Regions from separate parts of the Mus musculus genome. Here all the other regions are linked to region 5. The links are chromatin loops, found by intact Hi-C in ENCODE. Cell type or tissue: heart. All regions are shown on one strand. Each heading gives the region's core, and the rest is flanking DNA. Links, peaks and the distances in the headings are about the cores only. Region 1 overlaps Nfia (nuclear factor I/A). Region 2 holds the start of Tm2d1 (TM2 domain containing 1). Region 3 holds the start of Usp1 (ubiquitin specific peptidase 1). Region 4 has its middle 76 kb from the start of Gm34784. Region 5 overlaps Gm38709 (a long non-coding RNA gene).

Region 1 (5,912 bases), core at 556-5,555, 170 kb before region 5:
AGCAGTCTGCTGCACCTATCCAAGAATTCTTAAAGCATCCAAACACACACACTGTCTCCTGTGTAGCCTGGAGATCCCTATTGAGCTCATGCCAAGTGTCTGAAAAGTTGGACCCTGCATCCGGTATTTACACTAAGCTAAAATTCTAATCAGTACTAACAGCAGTATGTTTTAATTCACCCTATGATTTTATTTCAATCTGCTAAGTAGCACAACTGCCAGAATGCAATTGCTATAAACTTAAGTAAACAAATGCAAAACTAAAATAAATCTTAAACCTGTTGTATATAAAGTTTGTGCCACTTCATGCAAGCAGTACAAAAAGGCACAGCCCAAAAGTCTTAGTCAACACTTTTTGCTCTCGCTTAAAAAGCTCTTTGAAGAAAGTATTGCCTTGTCTAGTCTCCCCACATCTCTTCCAGAGAATTATCTGGTGCACACTAGATCAGGAAGAGGAAACGGCCATGTTATTTTACAATGGCTTTTCACCCCAGTGTCCCTCGAATCGTCTCCTGCCAAGCATGTGAAACAAGAAGTACTCGGTGACTCCTCGAATCTCTGGATGACACTACAAGGACTCGTGCCAAGGAGTTAGTGCCAAGTCTCGCATCTTTGGGATCCACCCCTCTTTCTGGGTGTTAGTTGCATGGGGGAAGGGACTGGCAGAAGTAGAACCTGACCAACAAATTCTGAGAAGTTGGTCACCATTTTGAACCTGCTCAGTGTGCTTAGATCTTGGCAGCCATCTTACAGCTTGGCAACCATTTTGAGGATTTGTTTGGCAAGCTCTCAGAATTCGCTGACACTGTTTAAATAGAATGCTGGTTTAAAATAGTCCATGCTAACCAATACAATGTGATAGCAGGTAAACAACAACAACAACAACAACAACAAAAACCCTCCAAAATACCAAAAAAACAAACAGCAACAACAACAAACCACCACCATCAACAACAAAACCCTCCTTATAAGCCTTGCCAACAAAACAATTTACATCTTCATTTGGGTAATGACATCTCAAATTCCTTAACTTAGAACACATTATGTAATGCAGCTGCTATTCTGTGTCCTTAAGCCGTTAGCAGACAAGCTGTTAAATGATGTTGGAGGCTCTTACCAGGAGCAGGTAAGGAAAAGAAAGGCAGACATGCTCGGCCCCCACAAAACCCACAAATATTATCAAAATGTTTCAGAGTCTGTTCAAAGGCAAGCTGAGAACTAGATTCTAGACAATGGCAACCGAGTGTCACAGACTGTACCCATGGTCTTATCTCATGAGCCCAGGGAAGTCTCAGTCATGTAGTACGAAACTCTCCTTGGGTAAGGAGACAACGTCCACCTCTCAGCCCAACAATAACTCTTAAGGCTCATCTAAACAGAGAAAAGGAAAACTTTGCAGATTTTGGTGTTTTTCAAAACATCTTTGGCTTCACTCTTTCACCTTTTAACATATTTAATTTTGAAGTATTTGATTACATAAAAATAGAAAACCAGAACAAAAACCAAACCAAACCAAACAAAAAACCCTACATTATCATTGAAAGCATTTCTTAATGTCTAACAACTTAAAATACAAGCAGTAACTGTGCACTGCTGGGACCGACATCGTTATAAAACCTGTACAGCTTCCTACACTGGTGAATTAAGTGAAATGACAGTGAGTGAAATTTTACAACATATGGAAAAGGAAAATGACAATCCAATAATCCGAAAATATCTTTTCATACTGAAATAAATAACACTTTACGGCACGATTCAGTAACTTCCTTTGAATGTTATGAATATTTAATAATTCCATATCAACACAGGGAGAAGCTTTATGATAAAAGGACCATATTGTTCATACTTTTGGGGGGAAAACAATCCCCAAACTATTCTTTTATTAGCCAACTATTATTGCCAAATCACAAACAGGACAATAAAGCCTAAAGAATTCTAAATTTTGTGATGGCCAAAGATAAAAGACTAGAGTTACTAAATAAAACGGCAACACATTTATTTAAATACCAGTGCTCCTTGGGGTGTACGAGGCACCTGGCTCATCCTCTAGCTCCAATGAGGTGCAATAGAAAGAAAGGCACAGGAACGGGGGGAGACACAGCATCAACTACAGTGCTCACATTAGTGCAGGGCTCTTAAACCTGAAGCCTGAACCGATTTCAATTCAGGAAATATTTTAATTCATATAATACCATCCAAAGTGAAACAATTCATTAAATCATGCTCAGAACTGGAACATTACATAGGAAGACATTATGCTGAAATGGGTCAGCCTAACCTCGTTATGCTACTCAAAGTCTCTCTGCTGAGTGACAGTATCTGCAGTGATATGACGTAAACCATGCTAGGATGGCTTGGAATGCATTGATAAATTGCTCTATTGATCCTGTTCTGCTTCACTTACCATAATTATAGTGCAGTAATGGAAGACATGAATGATAGATTTTCAGTACAGAAGAAAGCCCGGAGTTTGCCTGTTTCTTTATGAGATTATATAAAACCCTTTCAATTAATACAACATGATTGATATGTAACACTGAGGACAAGGCCTGATTCTAATGTTCTTCCTAAGGTATTGCCATTCAAATATTTGTGTTATTTCAAATAAAAATATTTAGTATTTTAAAGAAATATAATTCATAGGATGTTGCTTCCTAATTTACTTTAAGGATTTATTTCTATTACTTTTAAGTGTATGTGTGCATGCATGTGTGTGTGTCTTTCTATCTGTGTGTCTGTGTATGACTCTGTGTGTCTGTGTATGTCTCTGTGTGTGTAACAGTATGTTCACATGAGTGCAGATGCCCCTGGTGGCCAGAGGCATCTCATCCTCTTAGAGATGGAGTTACATATAGTTAACAGCTGTCCACTGTGGGTGCTGGGAACTGAACTCTGCAAGAGTAGTATGTGCTCTGCACTACTAAGCTAGTGGTTAATATTTCCAGCTCCATGTTTCCTAATGATTTTACAACCTATTTTGAATCCACTAAGAAATCTCTTTCAAAACTTGAATAAACTTTACACAGTCTTACCATCTTATCTTCATTGACCACACCATAACCAATGAAAGGAAAATTACAGTGTGTGTGTGGGGGGGGGGGGAGGTATTAGGTATTATATTGAAGAATAAATGTTAGACTGGAAGGACACAGGCAACTAAAAGAAGTTTTAGAAGAGAAAATAAGCAATTACTAATCTAGACAATAAGAGTCCATTGGAAAAAAATCAAAGAAAAATAGAAACTTCTTAATATACATCATATATAATGGTTAATCTCCTAATTATCCAATATGCATAAAATCCAGCATATAGTGTCAGATATGCATTAAACCCACATGAGCAGGGAGCTGACTGTATACCACCCTGATACTGTCACTGTAGAGATTACTGTTTCCCCAAAATGGATATATTTAAATTAAATGTGTCATTCTTTGTCATGGGAAAGGAATGTGAAAAATTCCCAACTTCATTTTAACAACTCAGGGCAGGACTTGATTTGTTTTTCATTTCAAAATACGCACTAATGCAAAGATCTCATTTTATTCGCTTTTGCTGTTTAGAGAAAAATATATAAATATGGTTGATTTTTGTAAGAATGATCAACTGGAAGAAAGAAAATTTTCTTCCACAACTAAACGGTGTAAAAATTGATCTCAGCTTCCCTTCTTGGATTACAAAGGCTACCACGGGAATTAAATGTCACCCAGGAGGGCTGTGACAGCATCAAGCCTTCCCTGACACACAAGGCCTGCAGCCCAGACATTGAAGGCTTACATCAGGAAAACTCAGCATGCAGGGAACAAGTCAGAGCCAGCTATCGACCCCACCATTGATTTCGACTAGGAAAACCAAGAAGGGAAAAGCACCAGAAAAGATAGAATTTCCTTTTTCTTTTTCGCTCCCCAACTTAGGGCTGCCAAACTTAGGTCTTCCCAGGCCCGAGCCCTGCATCCTGCATTGCAGCCAGCCAGGATGTCTGCCTGAGATAATTCAAGCTGAAAGCAGACAGTTGGCAGTGGAAGCTGCTCCTCCAGGGACATGCAGCATGGCCTTGCACACACAGAATGCAGCTACTTGACAGGAGGGGACAGGAGGGGACCTGTGACTGTCCAGGTGATAGCTGACCATATCCCATGTCGAATTAAAAAAAAAAAAAAGCCTTACACTACCACTTACAGAAAGTGAAACTAGCTATACCTAAAATAGCTTCTTTGTCTCTCGGACAAGGGATCACGGATACTCTCAACTTCTAACCCAAACACACACACACACACACACACACACACACACACACACACACACACACACACACACACTTTGCTAGTGTGTTACGAGTTTGCTTTTTAACTTTCACATAATTTAACACACAGAGGGTCAACACCAAGCAGAAAAGAAGGAAAGGAGACTGCTTGCTGTAGCTCCTTGGGGTCTTAATCACATAATTTTGAATTGGTTGAGGATCATTTACTTGGATCATTATAATCATATCCTACAAGTATTCCACCATTTAATTTGTGAAACCCATGACCACAGAGCATGCACATAGAAAGAATTATTAGATACATTTACTTTATTGCTAAATTCAGAGATGGCTCCAAGCCATTTAAAAATAATAACAATAGTAATAATGATTAATAACAATGCACTTCCATTCTGACTCAGACTCTCTTGAGGGGTTTTACCACTGTTCACTAATTAAGTCTTATACCCGATTCCTAGGTATATGAGCACTGTTAGGTCAATTATACACCTGGGAAATCCCGGCACCACAAGTGGGGCCCAGCAAATCATGATCTAGGGAAGATGTAGGAAATTATAAGTGTGGGGAACTTACAGAATGTTTCACCATTCAAAACATTTATAAAATATGGCAGTGGGGGTAGTGGCAATCATACAACTAAAAGAAAATAATTTGACTTTTTTTTGATAGTTCATATTTATCTGTTCTGCCCAGAAGAAAAAATTATTTTTTCTGAATTGACATTTTAATATAGTTAAGCATAATATTTTATGCTTAACTCTCTACGGACACTGAAGTATTTATTGATCAGTCAGTTGTCCAGCTAACTCATATATAGTATCTTTGCTTTAACAAAACTACTTGAAAATGAGAGTGAGTGCTTATCTGTAGAGCTAGGAGAGGCTTTTACTTTAAACACTGCATGGACGTCAGGGGTTCCCACATCACTGAAAGTTTCAGGTTAAAAACTGCCTTGGCTTCATTCATTCACCACTGTTGGGGAATGTTTCAGGGATGAAAATTCCCACCCAATGGGAGCTTAGTTTATACTGATGTGGAGAAGGAAGCTTCTGGGTGTGTATTCATTGATTCTCTCAGGAAATATGGTTCATCTTATGCACCAGGATTCAAATATACAAGTGTGTCAATGATGCTGGCATACCATAATCCAGATTCAGGAAGCTGGGGCAGATCATGGGTCTGAGGTCAGTGTTGGTACACAAGGAGGGAGGCCCTGTCTTCAAACATAAATAAATAAAAACTGGATGGAGGAGTTAAACCCTAGCTTCTTTTTAGTCTTGCGTAACACTTTTTTCTCAGTTTCTTACTTACTTACTTACTTACTTACTTATTTTTGCATCTACCTATTCTGTATCTACCTTGGAGAAGGTCTTGATTTGTGGTTTGGATGCACTTAAGAAAATCATAGCAAAGACACAATGTAAAAATTATGCCAAACACCCACTTTAAAGTTGGGAAGCACGTGGTCATTTGTGCCATGTGTTTTGAAATTAAGCCCCAGTGCCCTCGAATCTGGCCTCTTAGGCAAGGAGCTCCCTCCAGTGACTGTCCTGATTGTCAGCTCTGTGCAGTAGGCTTTTCACACACCAACTCTCACCCAGAGAGGATGACTTAGCCCTGCCCTATCTTCCCGCCATGATTTTCCAAATAG
Region 2 (5,912 bases), core at 389-5,388, 630 kb before region 5:
AGTTCTAAGCTAGCCAGGCTACATAGTGAGACTGCTATTCATGTCCTTTGCTTTCAGTAAAAGTCTGAAGAGTTTCTGTGGCACTTCATATAATAAAGAAACTAGGAGTTAAATATGTTGAGACTTAACCGAGGAAACTCAAATGGCCAAGAAACACTTAAATGTTCAAAATCCTTAGGCATCAGGGAAATGCAAATCAAAATGGCTCTGAGATTCCATCTTACTCCTGTCAGGATGACTAAGATCAAAAACACTAGTGACAGCTCCTGCTGTCAAGGATGTGGAGCCAGTGTCAGCACTCCTCCACTGCTGGTGGGAGTGCAAACTTGAAGAGCCACTTTGGAAATCAATATTGTGGCTCATCGGAAAACTGAGCATTGATCTACCTCTCTTGGGCATATACTCAAAGGTCACTTCATCCTACCACAAGGACACTTGCTCAGCTCTGTTCTTCAAAGCCTTATTAGTAATAGCCAGAAACTGGAAACAAGATATGTGTTCCTCAGCCAAAGAATGAATAAAGACAAAATGGTACATTTACACAGTGGAGTATTATTCAGCAGCTGAAAACAGTGACATGAAATTTGCAGGTAAACTGATAGAACTAGAAAAAAAAAAACCATTCTGAGTGAGGTGACTCAGACTCAGAAAGACAAACATGGTGTGTACTCACAATGACTATTAGCTGTGAAGTAAGGGGGGGGGGGGAACATAAGTGAGGATGCAATGAGCTCTCAGGGAAGGGGAAATAGAATAGACTTCCAGGAAGGATTGGGGCAGGTATGGAATAGGAGTGATGAGGGTCGGGGAGAAAAGACTGGGAGAAACTGTTGGAATTGAGATGTATTTCAGGGTCAGCTAGAAACCTAGTGCAATGGAAACTCCATAAAATTTATGAGAGTAACTCTAGCAACACCTCCTAGTCAAGTAGGACATGGATCCTGAGCAGGCCATCTTCTGTAACCCTCAAGTGGAGGGATTTAGGACACCAACCCAGTCACAAAACCTTCAAGCTACAGTTTGTCCTGACGTGAGAGTGTTCTGGGACAAAAGCCTAGCATAGTTGCCATCAGAGAGATTTCATCTAACAACTGATAAAAGCAGATGCAGAGTCCCACGGCCAAACATTCGGCAGAGCTCAGGAGTCCTGCAGATGAGGTGGGAGGAAGGGACTAGAGGCAACAGGGACACCACAAGAACACGATCCACAGGATCAACTGACCAGGATTTATGGGCACTTACAGAGGTCAGGGAGCCTGTAGGAATCTGACCTAGGTCCTCTGCACATAAGTTATGGCTGCGTAGCTTGATGTTTTTGTAGGAATCCCAGCAGTGGGATCCCTGACTCTTTTTTCTACTCGTGGGGGAAACAAGACATACTTTCCTCCTACTGGATTGCCTTGTTCAGCCTTGATCTGATATGAGCTATGTGCCTGAATTTATTGTAGTTTGTTATGCTGTGTTTGGTTGAAGTCTCTGGAAGGCCTCCTCTTTTCTGAGAGGAGGCAGAGCAGGGGCAGGATGTGTGTGTGTGTGTGTGTGTGTGTGAGAGAGAGGGGGGGGGTTGGGGAGAGAGAAAGAGAGAAGACTGGGGAGGGGAGGGAAACTAGTTGAAATGCAATCTATGAGAGAAGAATGAAAATAAAAAATGAGGCTTAAGTTTCTATCAAATTTAAATAATGTAGCAGCTATGTGATCATGGTAATTTATGTGATCATGAGACTGCAAAACAGAGAAGTTACTTTATTACAGACGTAAGAGGCTTGTAAGAGGAAGTGACACATCATCAATACTTTAATACATCATCAATTCAAGAGTCAATTTTCTGTCCATGGGATGCAGGGGACTATGTCCAGGGACTTGTGCTTGCTAGGCAACTCTACCACTATCCCAGCTCAGGAGTCAAAAGTTTTATAGTTTCATTGCTGTCTTACAGAATCCTTTTAATTCTTTTAAATTTACATATTGTGGAAGAGAATAAAGATAATCACTAAAGCCATAAAATAGATCCAGTAATGGGATTAATCAGCAAAGCATCAGCAGTTCTAAGTAATTGTTTTAAATCTGTATTAAAATTGATACACAGATCAGCAGTATTCTTGCACTCAGCAGGAAACCATCTAATTCTATCATAATTTCAATAATCCTGAGGCACAGAATTGCTTCCTTTAGTCCTTTGGGTTTATGTTGTATTTTAAAAAATCACTAGAACATTCTGAGTCCAAGTAGTAGTTAAGTGGAAAGGTTCTTTTATCATTGTGTAAGATGTATAACTGATATTCTGTCTTTTTCAATATTTATTTTTATTTTATGCATGTGAGTGTTTTGTCTGCTATTTCCACCTTGTGGGTCCCAGGGATTGAATTCATTTGTCAGGCAGAGCAACAAAGGATTTTACCCATGGAGCCAAATATGTGCATAGAGCTTGAGAAGGCTAGAAGGGGACCTTCAATCTGGAACTGGAATTACAGGGCTTTAGCCAATACATGGGTGCTAGGAACCTAACCTGGTTCTCTGTAAGACCAGCAAGTGTTCTCAACTCCTAAGCCATCTCTTCAGCCCAATATTCTGTCCTCGAACACTTGTCCACTATATAATGTCTACAGCAATCTAGAATTGCACTTGGGTCACTTCTAGATAGTCTAAATCTAAATTCTTCCAACCCTAGGGAAACCCTCATCCTTTAGAGCCTCCAGGATCAACACTGGTGCCCACCAGGAGCTGGGGCTCATCAGAAGGAGCAGTTTCTGTCTCCTTGTGAGGGTTCTCAGGGAAGCTACTAGAGAAGACTCCCAAACGTGTATTTTTTTATATAATTATTCAGTTTTTTAAAAAGTGTGTGTGTATGTGAAAATCCGTTTTTTTTTTTCCATCATGTGGGTTCCAGGGATTGAATTTAAATAATTTTCAGGCTCCGGAACAAGTGCCTTTACACTCTGAGCAGTCTCCCTGGGACATGGGCATGTTTTTATTATTATTATTATTATTATTATTATTATTATTAAAGTTTCCATGCTTGCTTTGGCAGTACATATACTAAAATTGGAACGATACAGAGATTAAGATGGTCCCTGCTCAAAGATAACAAGCGAACATATTTAAACAACAACAACAACAACCCTCGAAAACCTCGCTGATGTAGCTGTGCCAAGTTATCCTAGGGAGTAGCCTTTAGAAGCCCTAAGCTGCGCCACGGTTGCCAGGCCCCTTTAAGGCCCTTCCTTCTCTAGGAGGCGGAACCGGAAGCGCGAGGACGCGGTGCCCAACATGGCGGCCGCCTGGCCCGCGGGTCGGGCTTCCCCAGCGGCGGGGCCTCCGGGCCTTCTCCGCACCCTGTGGCTCGTGACGGTCGCCGCGGGACACTGTGGGGCTGCTGCCTCTGGCGCTGTCGGGGGCGAGGAGACACCCAAGTGTGAGGACCTCAGGGTGGGACAATATCCTCCGGAAAGCCGCCGTTCTCAGGCGGTCAGCTGGACCCCGGGCTGTGGGATGGGGACCGTGGCCTCCGCTGTGGCTCTAGTGACCATTGGACCCCGGGAGGTGAGGAGGGCTGTGGGGACGAAGGGCGAGCACCGTGGGCTTTCCCTGGACCGATCAGTGGTTGGCACTTCCTTCTCCGATTGACCATGGATTTTACCGGCTTGCCCACTTACTCACACACACACACACACACACACACATCTAGGTTGTGTCCCAGACACAAAAGATGCGAAAATTGTTCGACGCGTTCCTGAAAGTTTGCAGGTGTTGAGGGAGACAAGTAATTACTAGTGAACCAATGCATGTGTCTCACTTGTCATTAACGTAACATATATCACCTACAGCCATCCTCAGATGGCTTCACTTTGTGATTTTAGACAACTTATTATTATGTTTTAAAATTAGAGATCCTCTTGGATGTTTTAAAATGTAATATTTGTATTAGTTCTTTGTGAGAATTTCACCCAGTGGATTTTGATCATATTCAACCTCAAACTCCTTCTACATTGTCTTCCCTCCCACTCCCCCTTAACCTCGACCCCTACCACACACACTTAAAAAAAAAAAAGAAAACTAACACAGGGAGTCAGATATGTGCTGTTCATATCTACAGTGGTATGGGGCTATTCGCTGAAGCATGGTTGCCTTACCTGGGACTTAAACCTATGACTCTCTAACTTAGCAGCCATCAACTGGCCATAGTTAGGGGTGGGGGCTTTTGAATGAGCAAATAATTTAAGTCTAAAACATACTTATACCAGTGACTACCAACTTAAGGGAGCATTTATGCTAATTTAATTACCACAACAGTTTCGTTGGGTGTTTATTTACAGATGAGAAATCTGATTTAGGAATGGGTGAACTGTCTTATTACATTAGCGCACCGCAGAGCAACAAGGTGAAATTCGTGTTATACTCAAAAAACTATGTTTGAACAAAACTTTGGGTACTGACACAGTGCCTCAGACATTTGTGTACAGATCCTCAAACCTGCAGAAGCAAGAAAGAGTCTTAAGAAAAATCTTACAATTAAGAGAATCTGCCAGGCAGTGGTGGCCCAAGCCTTTAATCCCAGCACTCGGGAGGCAGAGGCAGGCAGATTTCTGAGTTTGAGGCCAGCCTGGTCTACAGAGTGAGTTCCAGGACAGCCAGGAGAAACAGAGAAACCCTGACTTAGAGAGAGAGAGAGAGAGAGAGAGAGAGAGATCTGTGAGTTAAGGAGAGCATGCATTAGATTTGCACAGATTACCTCTAATTTGCTTTGCCAACCCCATTATGCAGGGAGTTGCTGACATACTGAGTTTATCATTGTCTTAGGAAAGATGAGAGTGTCCTTCTAAGAAGTATTTGAGCTGATTATGAGCTATTGAACCCTTGTGAGAAGTGACTGAGCCTGTAGAACTCTGGTGACAACTGAACATTGCCTTAATGACAACTAACTAAAGATGACCTTTCCAGAAGTGATTCAGAAGTCCAAATAAGGGTCCACCTGTGACTAGAGACACCCTGTATGCACCATACCTATCCCATTGCAGTGTGAACCATACAATCTTTGGACAATAAAACTTAGAAACATTCTTATTGTTCTAACATCTATTCGAGAGTGGTTTTCAGTAACTTAAGATCCTACTGGAGCCACTGACCACAGAGATAACAACTACAACAGATGCACAGTATCCCAGCTTTGAGTCAACAGATCTGATTTGGCTGCCTGTCACTTACATGACTGGATAAGCCACTCAAAGTTAAACACTCAGCTAGTGCTTCTGTGGCATAGGAATAACAATATCTTCCTCATCTGTTTGTGTTACATGGAATTAAGTGTGAATTAGTTGAATCCAGAGCTCTGGAAACTGATCTGTTTTTAAAGTTAAAAATAATTTGGTGAAGATTTTTAATTTGATGCTGCTTTCTGTCTGTTCCCGGATTGATATTCTTCGAAGATGGCATCATCTGCTAGAACTTTTGATAGAAATTTATTTTATGACTTCTATACAATAATTTAACTTTCAACTATTTTCTAGGGAACACTAAAAAAGTGTATTTGGGTGTTTTGTTTTGAGATAGGGTCTCAACATAGCCCTGTCAGACCTGGAACTCATTCTGTAGATGATGACCTTGAACTCGAGAGATCTTCCTGCCTTTGCCTCCCAAGTGCGACTAAAAGCATGCACCACCACAGCAAGTTTAAAAGTGTAATTGTGTCTGAGTTTGTTGATTAGTACAAACTTAAAGCCTCTCTGTACATGTGAATCAGTAGGAGTATGTAAGACATTTAAAACATAGTGTTTTATGCTAGAAATATAATTCAAATTTCCTTAACTTTTTAAACATATATTTGTAAAGAACCAAAAATAAATGATGCTACGCAAGAACCAGTTAATTGTACAAACTACACAGCTCATGGTAAGATTTCTAGAATCATGTCTTTG
Region 3 (5,912 bases), core at 355-5,354, 1.2 Mb before region 5:
TCTGGTGTGTCTGAAGACAGCTACAGTGTACTCATACACATAAAATAAATAAATCTTTAAAAAAAAAAAAAGAAAAAAGAAAAAAAAAGAAAACGAAATACATTTAAAATAAAATACATACATCTCAGATCCTCTATATTCAGAAGTTTTTTCTTCATTTTCTTGAGAATCAGTAAAGTCTAAGGCTCTTTTAGTTTCCTTTTTCTGAAAAAACTTCAGAGACAGTCTGTTTTTCTTGGATGGACTGCCTCTTGAAAGCCCATTACTTTCACTAGGTATGACGCCAGGCATTTTCTTTCAAAATTGCAAGGAGTTGACGAGAATTAACTTATTGAAGGAAGCTGTAATCACCAATTAAATCTATTAATCACATACAAAAAGATTTCATTAGTCCCCAGCTATCATATGTAAGTGACAAAATTAGCAACTATGAAAAGATTTACCAAAAGAATGGAACAAATCAGGACATCTTATTTCAAAACCTAATGCCTGACAGTAGACACTTAAGAGTTTATTGCTTATCAATGGTTCTCAACCTTCCTAATGCTGTGACCCTTTAATACAGTTCCTCATGTTGTGCTGACCCCTAACCATAAAATTATTGTTGCTACTTCCTGACTGTAATTTTGCTACTGCTATGAATGGTAATTAATGTAACTATCTGATATGCCAGATATGAAATCCCCTGTAAAAAAGGTTGTTTGACACACTACTGGGGGGTCTTGACTCACAGGTGGAGAACCACTGGCTTAAATGCCAATGATACATATATGCATGCATGCAGACACACCCGCACAAACTTCCTTTAAAATTGCTACTAAATTCTTATTACCATAATGTGGGTATACATATGCATATGTATGGGTATGTGTATATGTACATGCATTAAGAGCCATATCTCAAAAATATCCATTTACTAAAATCATTCATACAATAAGAAGCAAAAACTCTGGGCCAGTGAGATGGTCCAGTGGGTCAGGGCGCTTGCTGCTAACCCTACCAACTTGAGCTTAATCCCAGGGACTCAACTTCTCAAGTGTGCCCTCTGAACTTCCTGTGCACACCCATACACACACAAAGTTTGAAAACAATAGGCTTAAGCAAAATTTCATTTTCTATATACAAAAATAGCAACTGAACAATGGTAAAAATCAGGAATGAATAAGAAACCAAAGTAGTAGTGGGGACTACAGTCTACAAGGCCACTTGTAGTCAATGTGAACTACACATACAAAGCTGGAACAGAGGTCGGAAAAACTTGCCCGTCTCATGTGTGCTAAAGATTACAATATACTTTAGTTTTCCAACTATGCTCTGTTTTGAGACAGGGTCTCCCAGTGTAGCCCTGGCTGGCCTGGAACTCAAAAATCTACCTGCCAGCCTCTTCTCCCCAGTGGGAAGTCCTACGGCCAAGCTACACCCAGCTCCAATTGTTTCTAAGCTATGTGACTAGAAGTTTCAAGGTAAAACTTTAAACGGGAGCGGGGGAGGGAGGAAGAGAGATACGGCAATACCTGTGATACTTTATAGAAATTTATTTTTTATTTGGAACATCTAGAAGAAAGATAATCCTTCTATTCCAATATTCCAAAAATATGAACGAGTTTCAAATATAGGTACCCAAGTAGTAAGTAGTTGAGGTACACACAAATTGATTCAAACTCTACCCCTAAACATTTCACCCCAGTTCACTGTACACTGCAGGGAAACCATTTCTGGGAACCAACTCAGGAAAAACTGGACAACTGGCAAAATTTCCCATCTTATCTGCAACTTAAATTTTTGTCTCTTGGCCCCTTAAATGTTCTTGATGAAATGACCTGTTAGGAATGATAAACCAGCCTTCGCAAAACTGTCAGACTTCCCCCAAGCACTAATGACTCCGGAAAGGTGTCTTCCTGGGAGCCAGTGAGAGAAAAGTCATCAGCCAGCTCAAACAGCGGCCGTCATCTCGGCCAGCCACCCAATCTGGGACCCTCTAAACAGCCAGCCAGCACTGATGGTCACCAAGAGCGCGACACTTTCCCGGGTGCCCAATCTTATGTTCTCCACGTCCCTTCTCAGAGCTTTCAGTCAAAAAAGCCTCTCCAGAACTATAACCCAAGCTTCGCACAATGAACTTAGCCCTAAGTCTTCTTGACCAAATGACACCGTGAATCCTCAGTCCCACTACTTTTCAAATCTGTGTACAATGATAGGATTCAACTCTTCTTTCAAGAAAAACGTGAAACAATAAAAACAAACTCTTGGGCGCAGGGTTAAGACACGTGGCGCCGTACACACTTCTGGAGAAACTGTAAGTCAAGAAAATGCGCGGTAAAATTTCGCAAGCCCCGACCCAGGACACTGCGATCACAAACATCTCTTCTCCCGGCCAGCCTCTCCCATTACGAAAGGCGTGGGCAGAGGGGCACTTGGGTCCTGGGTGTGCCACCCCGGGGGTCGCCGCGCCCGCCGGCAGTCCCTCGCAGCGCAGCCCGAGCCTAAGGGGCCCTCCCCACCGTCAGCACCTGCCGCGCAGCCCCGGGCCCTGAACCCCGGGCGCTCCTTACCCGGTCATGGCCCTTCGCGAGTCCGCGGCGCCGCCGCCGGGGAGACCAGCCGGGCAGAGTGCGGGCGCGACAGGTGAGCCCGGCCGCCGTCCCGGGAGAGGGATCGCTGGTGGGCGCCTCCCGCGGGGGAGTGACCATTCGTCCGCGGAGCGGGAGCCGGGCCGCCGCTCGGTCCTGCCCGCCGCGGCACCACTACATCCCCGGCGCAGCCCGGCCGGGAAGGCTACGGGCGCACAGCGGTGGCGGCGCTCCCGAGCCGCAGGGTCCCCGCACGGCCGCCGAGGGGGAACTTGGCGCGTTTTCCTCAGTCTCAGGACCCCCGCGAGTGAACCCCCGCCCGCGCCAGCGTCGCGGCTGGAGGTGGCGTCCACGGAAAGTGCCGGTTCTCCTCTCCACGTTGCAGAGGCGCGAAAGGCGCGAGCCGCCGCGCGACCGCCCCTCGCCCCCGGCACGCTCGGCTCCGGAACCAGCTGGAACGGTAGTTCCTCCCGGGGCCTAACGGGTTCTGCAGTTTAAACAGCGCAGGCAGCGGCACGGGCAGCTCGCGCGGGTCCTCGCAGAGGCGCGCGCTGCGCAGGAGGCCGGGCTGGCGCGCAGGAGGCTCACTCGCTCGCTCACGCCCTCTTTTTTTTTTTTTTTTTTTTTTTTTTTAATTCTTTTTAAACATTAGCACTCGCGAGTTGAAGGGGAGGGAGCTTACGGGTCGGGAGATGGGACAGGGAGTGACTGGGACAAGCCCCTTCCTCAGGTGCTCAAATGCGCCAATCCAGGCTGAACAATTTCCAAAACCTCATTCCTCCGCCCCACCAGGAAGAGCCAATCAAAAAGTACCTATACGAATAAAACAATTAGCCGGCAGAGAAGACAGTCTGACCAATAAAAAAAGTACAAGGAACGAGGCCCAGCCAATCCCGGGAGAGCATACGGCGCCCTGGAGCGGCTCTTTGCAAGCTCATTGGCGCTCCAGTGCGCGCTTTCTCTGCCGAGGTTAGGGTTCCGCTTTCCGTTTTGTTAGCATGGGGAGGTGGCGAGCCCGGAGGGTGTGGCTTCTGGGCCGAGGCCCCGGTGCAGGCCCGCCTCTTTCTTTCTTTTTTTTTTTTTTTCTTCCCCCTCCTGGCGTGCCCTCTCCGGAAGGGTTACCAAAGACGCTCGGAAAATGGCTGATGCGCTTTGCTAGCTGCTCGGCGCCCGCTGGGCGTCCAGTTTACCGAGGAAGCCGCGGTCCACCCTATCTCAAGTTGTGCGTTAAGAATGAGCACTGCCTTAGCTAGACAGTGCACAGCCGAACGCCTTGGAGCCTCGGGTCCTTCTCCCCTCTCGCAGGCTGCACAAGGGTTTTAGTTCTCAGGCTGGTCTCGCGGCTGGAGCTTCAACGGGTTCTGGCGCGAGCCGGTACCGAATGACCCACAGGCAGCCGCACAGCCTCACCCGGTTTGGGCTTGGTTCTGTATGCTCTGTCTTTTGTGAGATGATCTCACAGTGCGGTACTACAGCTGATGAGAACTCAGTACAAATCCGTTCAAGTGGGGTTTTTTTGTTGTTTTTTAAATGTCCACTGTGTGCGTTGCCCTGTTTAATGCCCATCGTGAGTTGGTCTGTTGAATGGCCACGGTGTGTGTTGCTCGGTTTAGTACCCACTGTGTGCGTTGCCCTGTTTAGTGCCCTCCGTGTGTGTTGCCCTGTTTAATGCCCTGTTGAACTATTTTCAGCATGGTAGGGATAACAAGCGAAGGGAATGTACTCCATGATCTACAGTCTACTGAAGACCGAAATTAAACTGGTGATTTGAAATAGTGTAAATGGTAGATTTTTTTTAAAAAGGTAACCGTTTGGTCGTTTCGATGGGATAATGAAGACTGACGTTTCAGCAGACAGTTCCAGGAAGTGTACTTTGAATGGCATGGAGGGGAGGTCCATTTGTGGGAGAAGATGAGCTGCACATCACACGTGTCCATAGCACCGGGAGCTTTAGAAGCTTGGTGTTGGAAATGAGGACAGGATGCTTGGATAATAGGGAGTCTAAGTACGACGGTAGGAACTGTAGTGAAATGGGCGTATGTGGGAACAAGCAGGATGCACAACTTTCCAGGGTCAGCTGGCAGCCTGAGGAGTTCCTGTCAACTTTTAGGGACCTTCGCCCGGTCCAAACTGGGATTCGTGGCTTAATTCCAGAAACTCATTTTCAGACTTGCCAGTTTGTGAAGCAGATTTGGAGTTTAAAGATACTTTACTGTAGGGGCAGGGAAAGATAAACTACGAAAACATGGCTGTAGTGGAAGGATCCCAGAGAGACCAGTCCAAGAATGGGCACAAACTCAAGGGACAATCGAAACTTAAAAATAATAATAATTATAATAATAAAAGTCATTTATAGGATTTCAAAGTTTCTATTTCTAAAGGATTTCTAAGAAACCTAAAATGAGATCATTGGATGGTTTCTAGAAGGCTCCTGACAGGGTTGGGGTGGGTAAAGTAACTATCCAGCCCTCAGAGATACGAAGAGTTAGGAAAACAGAACTAAAAGTTCATTTAAGATTCTTAGGCGATGTCTAAAGAAAGGAATGAGGCTCTACTCAGCTCTGTCTCCACACTCCAGCCTTAAACCTGGGTTACTGTTACTTTAGCATTAAATATCTTTGTACCAATATCACTGTGTAGGCAGCCTTACCGCAAATGAGTTGGAATTCTCAGCCATCAGAGGCTGACCAAGGGGCTCTCTTCCCTGTCTAAGTTCCTTCTCATAATTCCCCCTTCTGTCCTGTTAAAGCTCTTATTAAATTCGCTGAGTAGCATTGAATAGTACATTGGAACTAGTAGGTAGCAGTGCTTATACCATAACTTGTGGTGGGGGAAAAAAAAAAAGCTAGACCTCAGAGCACAAGCAAGAAGAACCACGAAGAGGATGATTCAGAGTCAAGGACTGAATGGTGACTTGAAATACAGTGACAGTGGAAATGCTAAGCTGGTAGGAGTCGCACCAGGTACAGTGGTGCACACCTGGAATCCCTCACCAAGGAGGCTGGGGCAGAAGAACTGCCAGAAATTCAGTGGGTTGGCATGCTTTCATATATTGAGATATAGGTGTTGTGGTGTGTTCCTATTATGCAAGCACTTGAAAGGCTTAGTCAAGAGACTCGTGAGTCACAGCCCATCTTGATTACATAGAGAGACCCTGTCTCAGGAGGAAGAGGAAGAGGAGGAGGACGACAGCCACCAGGGTTCAGTGGGTAAAAGTTGCTTTCTGTGAAGCCAAACAACCCTGAAACCCACAGTAGAAGGATAAATCCATCTTCCAAAAGTTGTCCTCAGACGACACAAGTGCTGTGGGCTGTGCCTGTGCTCACATTTATACAATAATTT
Region 4 (5,912 bases), core at 531-5,530, 450 kb before region 5:
CAGACCATAATTCCTATCTGGGCCAGGCTCTCAGTTGGGAATTCAATTTCCTTGACAATTAAGATTCACCATCGTCTTCCCAGACATTCTGAATCCCCAAAGCCACAGCACGCTTGTTGACATTTGAATACGTTTACTGAACGTTAGCTGCTGAAATTATGACTGGCTGAATTTCAGTCTTTCTGGGCTTCACCTGGAATCATGATGTTGGGGAATCAGTTAGTTGATTGTTCATAAATAAATTGAAAGTTATACCTACTATTATGGATTGAATGTGACATGCCCCCATGTGCTCATGTGCTTGGACACTTGTTACTCAGCTGACGGTACTCTGTTGGGAGGTGCTGACGGACTCCTCAGTGGAGGAAGTGGATCACTGAGAGCAGACCGAGAGGTTTTTTAGCCCCACCCACTTCTTCTCTATGCTCTACTCCCTGGTACAGTGTGATTGGCTGCTTCAAGCTCTTGCTCCCACACCTTTCCTGCTACATTGGCTTAGTCTGTGGATAAATCTATCCATCTATGTACCCTTCCTTCCTTCCTTCCTTCCATTGCTTCTGTTTGAGTACTTTCGTCACAGTAACAAGAAAAGTGATACATAAAATCAGTACTAAGCATGGGGCTGTCTTTGATAAACCTGACCAGATGATTCTTAGGTCCTTGGTACTGATCTAAAAGGGTAACATGGAAGAGTTTGGCTGTATGGGATAGAGGAGCCCTAGATACTATGAGAAGAGCTTATTGGGCCCCTTCAGTGGGAGTAAGGAAGACCAGAATACTGAGAGAAATATGGACAGTAGAGGTCTGGCTCATGAGGCTTCAGAGGTAAATGAGGATGATACAGGGAACTGGGATAGAGGCAATTCCTGTAATATTCTTACAAAGGATCTGGCTACATCCTGCCATGTCTTGAGGCTGAATTGAAAAGTAGCAAGGTAATTTGTTTAGAGGAGGAAATTTCAAGGAGGACAAGATTTGAGCTGTGTTTTTAAATGGTTACTTTACATTTACATATGTAGGTATATATGCTACAGCATGCATATAGAGGTCAGAGGACAACCAGCAGGAGTCACCTTTCTTTTTCCACCATGTGGATTCCAGGGATCAGTCTCCAGCCATTGGTATTTCTGGCAAGAGCTCTTATCCATGAGCCATCCTGATAGTTATAAATTGTGTTCTTTTTCAGGGAGGGGTGGTGGTGAAATGTACAGTGTACAGTTTGTCAGAAAATGAGCATGAAAGAGTTTGCCGTTGCAGACAAAGTGGCGACAGACAAAGCAGCTGTAATTTTTGTTAAGTGATGAGTGCCATTAAAGAGAAACGTGATGTTCTGTACTGGGGGCATGCCATGAGGGAAGGCTCTATCAGTGCTAACACTAAGAAATGTGCAGTCTCCTGCAACTGTGACCCCAGGGGCAAGCCACATGTTCAGCTGGAAGGAGAACTTAGCAATGTTATTCCCTTGGTCCTGTTTTTTTTTTCTCTCCAGACATAAAAGATGCAAATATGGAAAGAGCATGGAGACCCTCCCAAGGTTCCAGAAAAAGGCTGGTGCCAGATAATGAGTGACAAGGCGGATTTCCCAAAAAGCAGCCTTGAGAGGCCATTGTGAGAAGCTGGGAAGAGAAAACTTTGAATTCCACAGAGATGGCAGAATGTTGGAGAGAGTCATCAAGGAAGCCAGACAAAGAGAGAGTCATGTAGGGCACAAACAGCAGAGCTGCAAGGGCTGGGATGCCTAAGCTTGTTGGAGCCCTCTGGTTCCATTATGAGCTCCAGACATTGGAGGTACAGTGGTAGGGTTTGGTCTTTACCTTGTGTGTTTTGGTTTTGCTTTGGTCCTGCTTTCTCCGCCTCATTCTTCTCTTTTAGAACAGGGATGTTTATTCTGGACCATTACATACTGGAAATATGTAAGTTGTATTTTGATTTTACAGTAACTCATAGTTAAGAGGCTGCCTTGAGTCTCAGAAGAGACCTTGTCCTTTTGGGCAATGTTGAGACTGCTAAAGATCACAGGGACTTCGACGTTGGACTAAATGCTCTTGTATTAGGAGTTGGCTGTGAACCTAGCAGGGACAGGATGGCATGTTGCAGTTTGAATGTGAAAAGTCTTCCATAAGCTCATGTGTTTAATTAAACACTTGGTCCCCTGTTAGTACAGTCTTGGAAGGTTGTGGAACTTTTAGGAAGTATAGCCTCTCTGGAGGAAGTAGGTTGCAGGGTAGGTCTTGAATTTTTATAGCCTGGTTTCACTTCCTGTCTCCTTTCTGCTTCCTGACTGCAGATACAGCTGGTCTACCTGTCTCGTGTTTGGGCTTCCCTGCCTTCCTCTCCATGAGGGTCTATATCTCTTTTTCACCTGGGGGTCAAAATCAGCCCCTCCTTCCTAAAATGGGTTTTTCCAGGTGTTTGGTCATAGCGAAGAGAAAAGTACATGAAATGCCCACATTGCCAACTGCTCTAACACCGGAGTGAACAAGCCACACAGCCTCCCATGCTGGGCTGTTGTCAGCGCTCGCTCCACTAGGATGGCTACTCCTGGCTTTCCAACCTATCCACCACAACAGTTTGCTCAGCAGGTATCTGAGCTCAACTCCTCTCTTCCTCCTTGACTAGCTTAAATTCCATAAGTGATCACAAAGTTATCACTCTTGTTTAGCCTTCAATTATTTTGCTCTTTCTTCGTCCACCTATTGTGATGCAGTCACTGCCTTGGCAACCCCTATGTTTACTACTGTGCACATGAGTCTTCCAGAAAATCCCTTTAAAAAATACTTAGCATATAAAATGGCGTGGTTCATTATGACATGTCCATCCACTGGTCTTTACTCATTTTTTTCTTATATTACTGTCCCCCACCCGTTCTCCTCTCTACCATGGATCCCTCTCCTTTCCCCAGATCTGTTTCCATGTCTCTCTCTCTGTCTCTCTCTGTCTCTCCTCTCTCTCTCTGTCTCTCATCTCCCTCTCTCTCTGTCTCTCTCTCTCTCTCTCTCACACACACACACACACACTCTCTTAAATCAATATTACACATAAGAAAAACATCCAATAATCCAATAGTTTCTTCTAAGTCCGGTTTCTTGGCCTATTATGATTTTAGTCCCACTCTATTTTTTCTGCAAAGGATATCATTTCTTTATTCTTTATGACTGAAAATAATCTTCATAGTTCCTAAGTACAATATTTTATTTACCCATAGTTCTGTAGATGCACATTGTGAATATTAATAGCACTCACTGTAAGAAACATGGGTGTCCAACACATTCATCCCTTGGGGTTATTACCATGCCCAGTTCCAAGCGACTGGGAAAGCTGCTAGTTTTGAGTGGTGTCTGGAACCACTTCAGTGCAGGCTGCTTGCCACTTGGGTCATGTGATTCCACAGACCTGATGGCACTTGCAGTATCAGTGGCAGATAAGGATGCTATTTTGAGTTTTTGGCCATGGTCCATAGGTGAACTACTGTGGAGGCCCTTAGGATTTTAGAGAAAGGTTTTATGGTCATCTGCAGACAGCTACCTCAACACGTGAGAGAAAATAGGCAATGTTTATCTCTCGGAGTTTGATTCATTATTCTTCATATGAACCTGAGTTCCACTCAGTGTTCTGTAAAAGACATACTCTGTTATTCTTTACAGCTGTTTAAATCTCCATTGTCTATTTATAGGACATTTCCTTTACTCATTCTTCTGTGGATGGAGCTCAAGGATCTTGTGACTGTCTTGGCTATTGTGAACAATACTACAGTAAGTGTGTATGCCCCAGTGTCTCTGTACCATGCTGAGTTAGCACACATAAAAGTTTTCTGAAAAATCTCCAAGTTGATTTCTTTACACCTGTAGTCATTGATATTCCTATCTGTAGTGCACAGGGCTTCTTCTCCTGCTTTCTCCTCACCAGCATTTATTGCCGTGTGTGTGTGTGTGTGTGTGTGTGTGTGTGTGTGTGTGTGTGTGTTTGATGATAACCATTAAGCCTAGGAAGATAAGATCTCAATACAGTTTAATTTGCATTTCGTGATGGCTAAGAATACCCAAAATCTTTTCGCATGTGTACTAGTCATTAATATTTTATCTTTCGTGAGCTGGTTGATTTATTTGCTGACATTTTGGTTCATGCTTCACACATTCAGTGTTTGGCGATGTGCAGTGTTTCAGTGTGATTTCTTTACAGTCTCCAGTCAATGTAAAGACATCAAATGTCTTTACAAAGTTTTCTCTCTCATTCTGTAGGCTACCTACTTGTGCAGCTGATTGTTTTCTTTGTTGTATAGAAGCCTTTTGATTTCATGCCTTCCCAAATGGGCAGTTATTGATATTTGAGTCCATTTCAAAAGTTGTTTTTTTTTTTTTTTTTTTTTTGCCTATGTCTGTGTGTTGAAGTATGCTTCAAATGTTTTTCTCTAGAAGGTTCAGAGTTACAGATGTTGCTTTAGGGGAGTTGGTTCGCTTTGAATTCTTTTCTGTCTAGGGTTTGGGATAGGAACTTAATTTCATTCCACTGCATGTGGATATGCAATTTTTCTTAGCATTACTTAAGGAAGCAGTAGTTTCTATGTTATATGCTTATGAGAATTTTATTAAAAACCTAGGTGGTGGAAGTTACATGGGTTTACTGATGAGTCTTGTGACTCTTCTTTTCCTATTTTTTCTTTTTTTTTTTTTGGTCTCATGTTTTGGTTACTATGGCTCTGCAAAATAGTCTGAGATTGGACATTTTTAAATAAAAATGTTTGGCTATTTATTTATGTGTGTGCACATGTGGAATCAAGAGGACATTATCTGGGAGTTTTATTTATTTATTTATTTATATTTATTTTATTTATATTAGGAAAAAGTCATTGACATTTTTATGGTAACTGCATTGAATCTGTACATTAGTTTGAACAGAATAGACATTTTCACAATATTAATTTTGCCAATCCTTGAGTGTGAAAGGTTATTTTGTTTTCTAGTGTCTTCTTCAATTTCTTTAGTCTTTTAAAGTTTTCGCTGTAGAGCTCTTTCTTTTCTTCACGTTTATTCCCAAGTGCTTAAATTTCTGAATTTATTATGAATGAAATTTTCTTCCTGCAAACAGAATATTTGACAAGGTTCACAGCTAGGATTTGTAAAGAAGCCATGAAACAAACACTAAAAGTGAAAAATGAAAAAAATCACTGTGTGCGATGAAACAAACACTAATCATCCAAACAATATATGGGGAAATGAACTGACCAGTTCAGAAAAAATGAACTACTAATGACTAACAAATTCCTTTCAAGTTTATTATTGGTATATAAAAAAGTTACTTGTGTGTGTGTGTGTGTGTTTGAGTGTATATGTATTGGTTTTGCATATTGTCCTGAAGACAGTACAAGTAGAAAGAACATTCTTCAACATAAAAAAATTTAACACCTCAAAACTGTTGTCAACCTTATGTTTAATGGTGAAAAATGAATGCATTTCCTCTAAAGTAAAAAACTAATCAATGAAGTTTTAGTTAAAGCAGCAAGATTAAAGTAAGAACTAAAAAGTATAAAACTTGGAAAGGAAAAATCAGAGCATCTCTCTCTGCAGAGATGATCCTATACTGAAAGGACTTGAGAGTCAACCAGAAAATCCTTAGGTCAGATAAACACTTTCAGTAAAACATTAAGGTACAGAGTAATAGTAGTAGATTCACATCTGGATCTGTGAGTTCCCCAACTATGGATTCTTGACCATATTTGCAATTCCAGGCATGTCTTTCCTCAAATCCAATCAGAATGCTTTCTGGTTACCAGAATGAATTTGCTTACCACCATAACATTTATGCCACCATTGCACCTATGGTCATATCTTCTGATGCTGCTCATTATTGCAAGTTAGGGGGTTCATAGCTGGACAAGATCATTGATGACTCCCCCCAACACACACCTGACTTCT
Region 5 (5,912 bases), core at 492-5,491:
GGTGGCTTAGGGTGATGGAGCAAGATTATCAGTCTCCTCATAGGGAAAATGTTGCACGAATTTGAAGTATTGCAAGCAGTTAAAAACCAAAACCGAAACAAAGCAGATATCAATCCAAACCAAAGACCAACCAAAATAAAAATAAAAAATGCCCTCTTCAAGGCACACACACACAAAAACTTAAGGAAGCTCACTCTTGCCCCGTCAATTGTGTCCTTGAACCCTTCAGGAAAACACAGCTCTCCCAAGCCTTCTGGAGGACAACTTAATGACACTGCAGTATATCACCAGGTTAAAACGTTTTTCCAGAGGCAAGGTTTCATAGAAACATCTTTGCCACTGAAGATGTAATGTCTGGTTACAGAGAGGGCTGTGTGGGGGAAGGCTGGTTCCAATCCAACTAAAAACCCTGGTTTCCAACTTTGGAACCATAGCACTGGGTGCTGAGGGCCATGGAGTGTCAGCCTCTGGAGCAGACAGGACTGTAGGCTGGGCTGTTTCCTATTGCTTGCTGCAGTCTGCAACAGGTATTTTCCTCTCCTGTTGATTGATTGATTGACTGATTGATTGACTAATTGATTGATTGTAATCCTTCCTTCTAATGCCCAGAGTTAAGTTCCCATCTGCCTGTGTTTGAACCTTTCCCCCACATTTTTAAGTGTGATAAGCCCTGGCTCTTTAACTGGCAGAATAGGAACCCTGAATGTAATACTGGGGTAGGGGAGAGGGGCAAAGCAGTCTATCACCTTCATTCATTTATACTCAGCTTTTCATGGTTTACAAAATGGACTCAAGGGGAAAGTGGCAGCAATTTTTAATTTCTCAGGCAGGAGAGCTTATGAAGGCCATAACATTGTTCAGACTTCATGTGTCTAAGATAACACAACATACTGCACCTCCACCCAAATCCCCTTGGCAAACACAACTGAACCCCAACATTCCTGGTCCTCCTTCTATGTTATGCATCTTCTTAAATTATCTCTTTGAAAGAGGATACCAACTTTCACGACATCACTAAATGCTCCCTTGTTCTGGGTAAGTTATATTCACGAAGTGTGGGCTACAAGCTTGTCATTTAACCCTTGGCAGAGGTTTCGACCCTGGAAGAGAGAGTGAAGTCTCCATTTATGCCTTCAGGGATAAAAGTGCTTTTCATCCAGTTTACCGAGGAAGGGGGCTGAGTGCAAAGTGTGTAGGTTTGTAGAAGACAGGATCCATCCATCCCTCAGCTTTGCCAGCATTGGAAGCACAACCTCAATATGTCCACCATTCTCTGCTTAAATGCTCGGGCAGGGCACCAGGACACACTGCCTTTGTGGTTTCTGTCTCTTATACCCACCAGCTCTGGGGGGAAAAAAATCACACACCTGCACCTTAGAAAGAGGCCAAATCCAGTTCCTGCCTCCCAGAGAGTATGAAGACCACTTCTATTGGAGTTACTGCGTGCAGCAATTGTTTGTAGCTCCTTAAAGGGAAAACACTGCGTGCCCTTTGTTTTGTCTTAAGAATCACACAGAGACTAGGCCGGGTGATATTCCTGCTAAGTTAATGCTAGGGTAGAGTGCAGTGCTAGAATCCCAAGACCAGAGTGTTAAAATGGATCTCAATTTTCTGTTTCCATAACTGCACTTTCTATTTGGCTTATTCCCTTCTTAGGGACCCCATCTCCTGCAGCAGCACAAGAGATTAATAGTTACATCCCTATTTTTCTCAAGATAAAAGCTGTCACTAAATGGTGTTGCAACCAAGTGTCACAACTGTACATACCCCATTGCCATTGTTTATTTAAATTTATCTCTGCAGTTCTTTTATGGACTTGGGAAAGTGTAACAGGTTCTAATTGGTAGGGGGAAAAAATCCAAGTCAGGTATGTTTTACTTTTTTCCGATCAAAGAAAGACTGAGTAAAAGAATAAGCTTTTTGCAGTGTGTTTTTTCCAACACTCTTTTCAGTAGCTGTACGCTTTCCTCCCTTATCCAGTTCCGCTTTCACTTTTCCTCCTCCCAGCCTCGCTAACCCACTTAACAATTCTCCGGCCTGTCCCAGGCCGCTGGTAACGAGCAGAGGACGCCCACGACTCCCCCTAACCACACCGTTCAACTTCAGAAGCTCTTAAGAGAAAAAGTCTTCTTCTCAAAGTGCAGTCGGAGCAAATCATTCCCCCAGAGTTCCCTCCACAGCTGCCGTAGGAAGGACTTCGGTCGATCTTCAAGAGGGGACCCGCGCACAGGACAAGTCCGCCTGTGGCCACAGCAGAACAACCCAGGCCGGAGGTTGACGCCGCCCTACGCGTCCTCCCACCCCACGGGACATCCCGATGACCCGGTCACTCAGCGCTCAGCCACTGTAGGACTGACTCCACTCTTTCCTTCCCTGCTCCGCTTCGCCTCCCGAAGTGCTCCCAGATCAGCTGTGGTGTGATCACTCCCCAACACCCAGCTCCATCGCGTACACCCCAACGTGTGCAAGATGGGGTTCGAATATGGGAACCCAACTTTGCAACGAAAAAGCTCAGGGTCAGGCCGGAGCCAGAGGGAAGAAAGAGCACGAAGAGACCGCACAGGGCGCCGATACCGGGTCCTGAGGAGGCGGTCCTTGTTCCTAAACAGGCCATGCAGGTGCACCCTGCTGCTTTCTCTTGCAAGTCTTTTGAGGTTTGGCCTTTTAGAGCTTTGTAAAGTTGACTCTCCCCCTCCTCTCAATCACAGGGTCACACTAGGAACCACACTGTCCTCAGCCCTTTAATCTCATTACTGACTTTAGGGGAAGGGGTAGAAGGGTGAGGACGGCCTGGGCCGCGGGAGGATTGGGGTTCAAGCACGGCTCAGGAGCGCCACGCTGGGCAGGAAGCGCTCAGAGGTCGGTCACTAGGCTCTACTTCTTGAGAAGTGCTGCTTAACCGCAACCGCTCCGCTCCGCCCACACCAGGGGAGCGGGAGAGAAGTCCCGGGCGAAAAAGACTTTTTTCCTTTAAGAGAAGGCAGCTGGTGACCCGGGTCCTCATCCTTCAAGTTCCCCTAAGCGAAGCAGGGCGCCACCTACAGTCGAGTTCCAACTAGCACGTTGGTGAGAAGGCTGGAGATCCTTTCCTAAGCAAGGCAGGATTTTGGGCACAGCCATCTCATCTCTGTAATCAATCCAGACCAACAGGTCTGTTGGCAGGCAACAGCAGACTAGACCATACCGAAAATTTGCGTTGGGGGCGTGAAGAAGTTGGGAAACAGAACAGTACTAGCTCTGATTGGACTTGTTCGCGCTCTAATGGTTTTGGCTGGATTTTGAACCCAGTATCTCCCCCACGTTTCAGCCAAGGAGAGCAGCAGTCAATTTCATTAGGAAGAGTATTTGTGTGACCTTGGACAAGTTGCTCCGTCACTCACTCTCCTTTTTCTTCCCCTTCAGAACTATAACCGTGAGAGTTTTTTTTTTTTCTAAATTAATGAGATAAAGTAGGTGAGAAACTGCCCATGTTAAGAGCTCCCACCTATTTCTAAAAGGGGGAAAAATCTTCCGAGAAATAAAACTTTAAAGACACTGCATATGTGTTTCCTGTTCCATGAAAGATTAGGTCTCTAGGAGGAAGAGGCGAGAAAGGCAGCCAAGTGGCCCCAATAGCTGATTTGAGCACTGGCTAATCTCCTCATAGACAAAAGAGACATATTAGTGGATGGCTGTGACTACTTAATTATCATTTTACTTTATAAATTGTTAATTACCACATGAACGTCAGAACCATATATGATATACATTATTCCCACTGTAAAGATGAAGACATACAATCCAGAGGTGAAAGCTATAACTACAACTTCAGCAGACTCAAGTCTGTTTCTGAACCTGCTTTTGATATGTAGTAGTATTAAGTTCTTCGAAATCAGATTAGGTGTTTTACATAGGAGGACAGGTTTTGTCTTTCATAGCACCTCTGAAAAGAAGAACTGTGAGTTCCCAAGGGGATTGGAGGGCCAGGGAGGTCAAGGGAGTCACTTTTGTGGGAGCTGGAGAGGCAAGGGTTTGTTTCATTTTACAATTCTAGGTTATGTGCATCAGTAAGGGAAGGCAGGGTGAGAACCTGAAGATAGGAACTGAAGCAAAAGCCACAGGGAAAGTTGCTTCCAGGCTGGCTATTGGCTTCCCTGCCTATTTTTCAAGGGAGTCATTTTAAGAATCAGCAGAGCAGGCCCGCAGAGAACCCTCCTCTGACAACATGAAAGTGACTTCAACTGGCACCTGTGTTGGGACACTTGTAAAAGTTCTCAATCCAAGTCAGGCAGGGGACTTGGCTCCTTAGTGGTTGTGCCATGCTGAAGGGGTGACAGAGGCTCGCTCTTGCAGCCCAAGAAGTGGTGATGATTGCAGTGTTTCCTTAGAAAATCTTGACAGTGGATGAAAGAGCAGGGCACAGAGGCAGTAGGAAAAGCCAGAGACAGACTGACTTATACTTCTATCAATATAATTAGTCTATGCTTACCTCACGGCCCACACAGCCAAATCTCATCAAACAGCCCAAGGAAAAGTTTAGTTTAATATAGCAATTGATGTCCTGGCATCTAAACCACAGCAGTTGGGCTCTGTTGCCCTTATTATGAGAATATATACATTGAGTTTGCCCCTAGCTCAACCCTGGGGCTTCATGCATGCTGGGCAAGTGCTCTATCATCGAGCTATATAGCTCAAGGCCGACACTGCACTTTCCCCCATATATCAAATATGTCATTTCTTTGTATCCATGTAATAGTAGTGACATTTCTTTCTTCTTCCTCTCTCTCTCTTTCTCTCTCTCTCTCTCTCTCTCTCTCTCTCTTTCTTTCTTTTTTTGTAGTGGCATTTCATAATGAAAGGTTTGGATTACATAGAGAAGCAAATTATACTACTTTCAGCATTTTGGGGTTACCATTGTGGAAAATTGTGCATGAGTTCCCCTTCTCATCCATCAAAGCGTAAAACCCAAACCACCATTCCTACCCACAGCACCTCCTTTACACTGGTAGAATAACCGAACTTGCGAAAAGGCCTCAAAGCTGAGAGAATGGCTTGGCCTATACATTATTGGTGCACAAGTCTGACCTGAGTTCAGTCTTCTTAAACGTGTTAAAAACTAACTGGGAAGAGAAGATCCCTAGAGCTACTGGTTATCCGTCAAATTGGCAAGTCCCAGGTTCAGTAAGAGATCCTGTCTCAAAAACTATGGTGGGGAGTTATTGAGGAAAACACTTAACATTGACCTCTGGCTTCCACATCTTTCACACACACACACACACACACACACACACACACCAAATTCCTTAAGTTAAGCAACAAAAAGGTTTGGCTAGAGCATTGTCTGTAAAGACAGCCCTCCTGCCTAGATCTTCCTGCCAGCTCCAACTATGATCCATCTCCTTGCCAATAGATTACTGAGAGCCCAGACTTCGGCAAGTTGTCTCCACTCTCCACACAGTGACAGTGTTTCTAATAACCTAATAGATTTTCATTTTGAAACACGTGGCACAAAGAAACCCATTAGCTGAAGAGCCCTACTGGGTACCTAATACTTTAACCTTATCACAGTAAGGTCAAGTGGCCAGGTTGTCAGTTTGTTTGTTTGTTTATTTATTTATTTATTTATTTATTTATTTAGTGACTGGTTGGCAATTAAGAGGGCTTTGTTGTAAGTAAGCAACAGCAGTTGATAGAATTTTAGAATGTGCTTTATGTGTTCCATATTATTCTAAATTTTAGCAGAACTACAAAGAAATAAAAGAGTGTTTCTTCTTGGAATTTTAAGATACAAGTTTTAGGGTAGAAACTTCCTCTCCCATTCCAGGGTCCGGATCTTCATTTTTTTTTTTTTAATAATGAAATGATGCAAGAAAGCTCAAAGAGAATGTGTCTCAACTCAGACATTTCCTCCATGAAATTACAGCCTTCATTCT

Evidence for each region. Hi-C counts contacts between places; a loop is a spot of excess contacts. Peaks named below come from ENCODE experiments on the same cell type or tissue, not always from the same donor. Only the 100,000 strongest peaks of a DNase experiment are listed, where the experiment ranks them.
Region 1: it touches region 5 in a loop (2.6-fold over the local background); 4 of 42 quality-filtered maps call a loop at or near these places.
Region 2: it touches region 5 in a loop (3-fold over the local background); 7 of 42 quality-filtered maps call a loop at or near these places.
Region 3: a loop joins it to region 5, with 3 times the contacts of the local background. A loop is called at or near these places in 3 of 42 quality-filtered maps.
Region 4: it touches region 5 in a loop (2.2-fold over the local background); 4 of 42 quality-filtered maps call a loop at or near these places.

Annotation. Positions count from the first base shown.
Region 1 is chr4:97,918,760-97,924,671 of GRCm38, reverse strand. The region is part of intron 2 of Nfia (nuclear factor I/A); the gene reads right to left. Among named protein-coding and RNA genes, the nearest start is that of Gm40208, 16 kb to the left of the region's middle. In heart, for the core only: a CTCF peak has its summit at 2,801; DNase peaks (open chromatin) are centred at 581 and 4,011; H3K27ac peaks cover 1,081 bases.
Region 2 is chr4:98,380,592-98,386,503 of GRCm38, reverse strand. It overlaps Tm2d1 (TM2 domain containing 1), which reads left to right and starts at 3,239. Exons shown (of 7, transcript NM_053157.2): 1 at 3,239-3,434; 2 at 5,813-5,886. The coding sequence starts at 3,268. In heart, for the core only: a CTCF peak has its summit at 3,309; a DNase peak (open chromatin) is centred at 3,253; H3K4me3 peaks cover 1,413 bases; H3K27ac peaks cover 866 bases.
Region 3 is chr4:98,920,884-98,926,795 of GRCm38, reverse strand. It overlaps Usp1 (ubiquitin specific peptidase 1), which reads right to left and starts at 2,986. Exons shown (of 9, transcript NM_001301414.1): 1 at 2,553-2,986; 2 at 122-360. The coding sequence starts at 291. In heart, for the core only: no CTCF peak of the experiment used is centred there; DNase peaks (open chromatin) are centred at 3,445 and 4,545; H3K4me3 peaks cover 4,147 bases; H3K27ac peaks cover 3,436 bases.
Region 4 is chr4:98,198,764-98,204,675 of GRCm38, reverse strand. It overlaps the pseudogene Gm12691. Among named protein-coding and RNA genes, the nearest start is that of Gm34784, 76 kb to the right of the region's middle. In heart, for the core only: no CTCF peak of the experiment used is centred there; a DNase peak (open chromatin) is centred at 3,365; H3K27ac peaks cover 2,512 bases.
Region 5 is chr4:97,748,274-97,754,185 of GRCm38, reverse strand. It overlaps Gm38709 (a long non-coding RNA gene), which reads left to right. Exons shown (of 5, transcript XR_003955232.1): 5 at 1-3,539. It also overlaps a transcript of Nfia not described here. Among named protein-coding and RNA genes, the nearest start is that of Gm38709, 26 kb to the left of the region's middle. In heart, for the core only: CTCF peaks have their summits at 2,834 and 3,041 (motif pointing left); DNase peaks (open chromatin) are centred at 2,295 and 2,985; H3K4me3 peaks cover 1,796 bases; H3K27ac peaks cover 2,298 bases.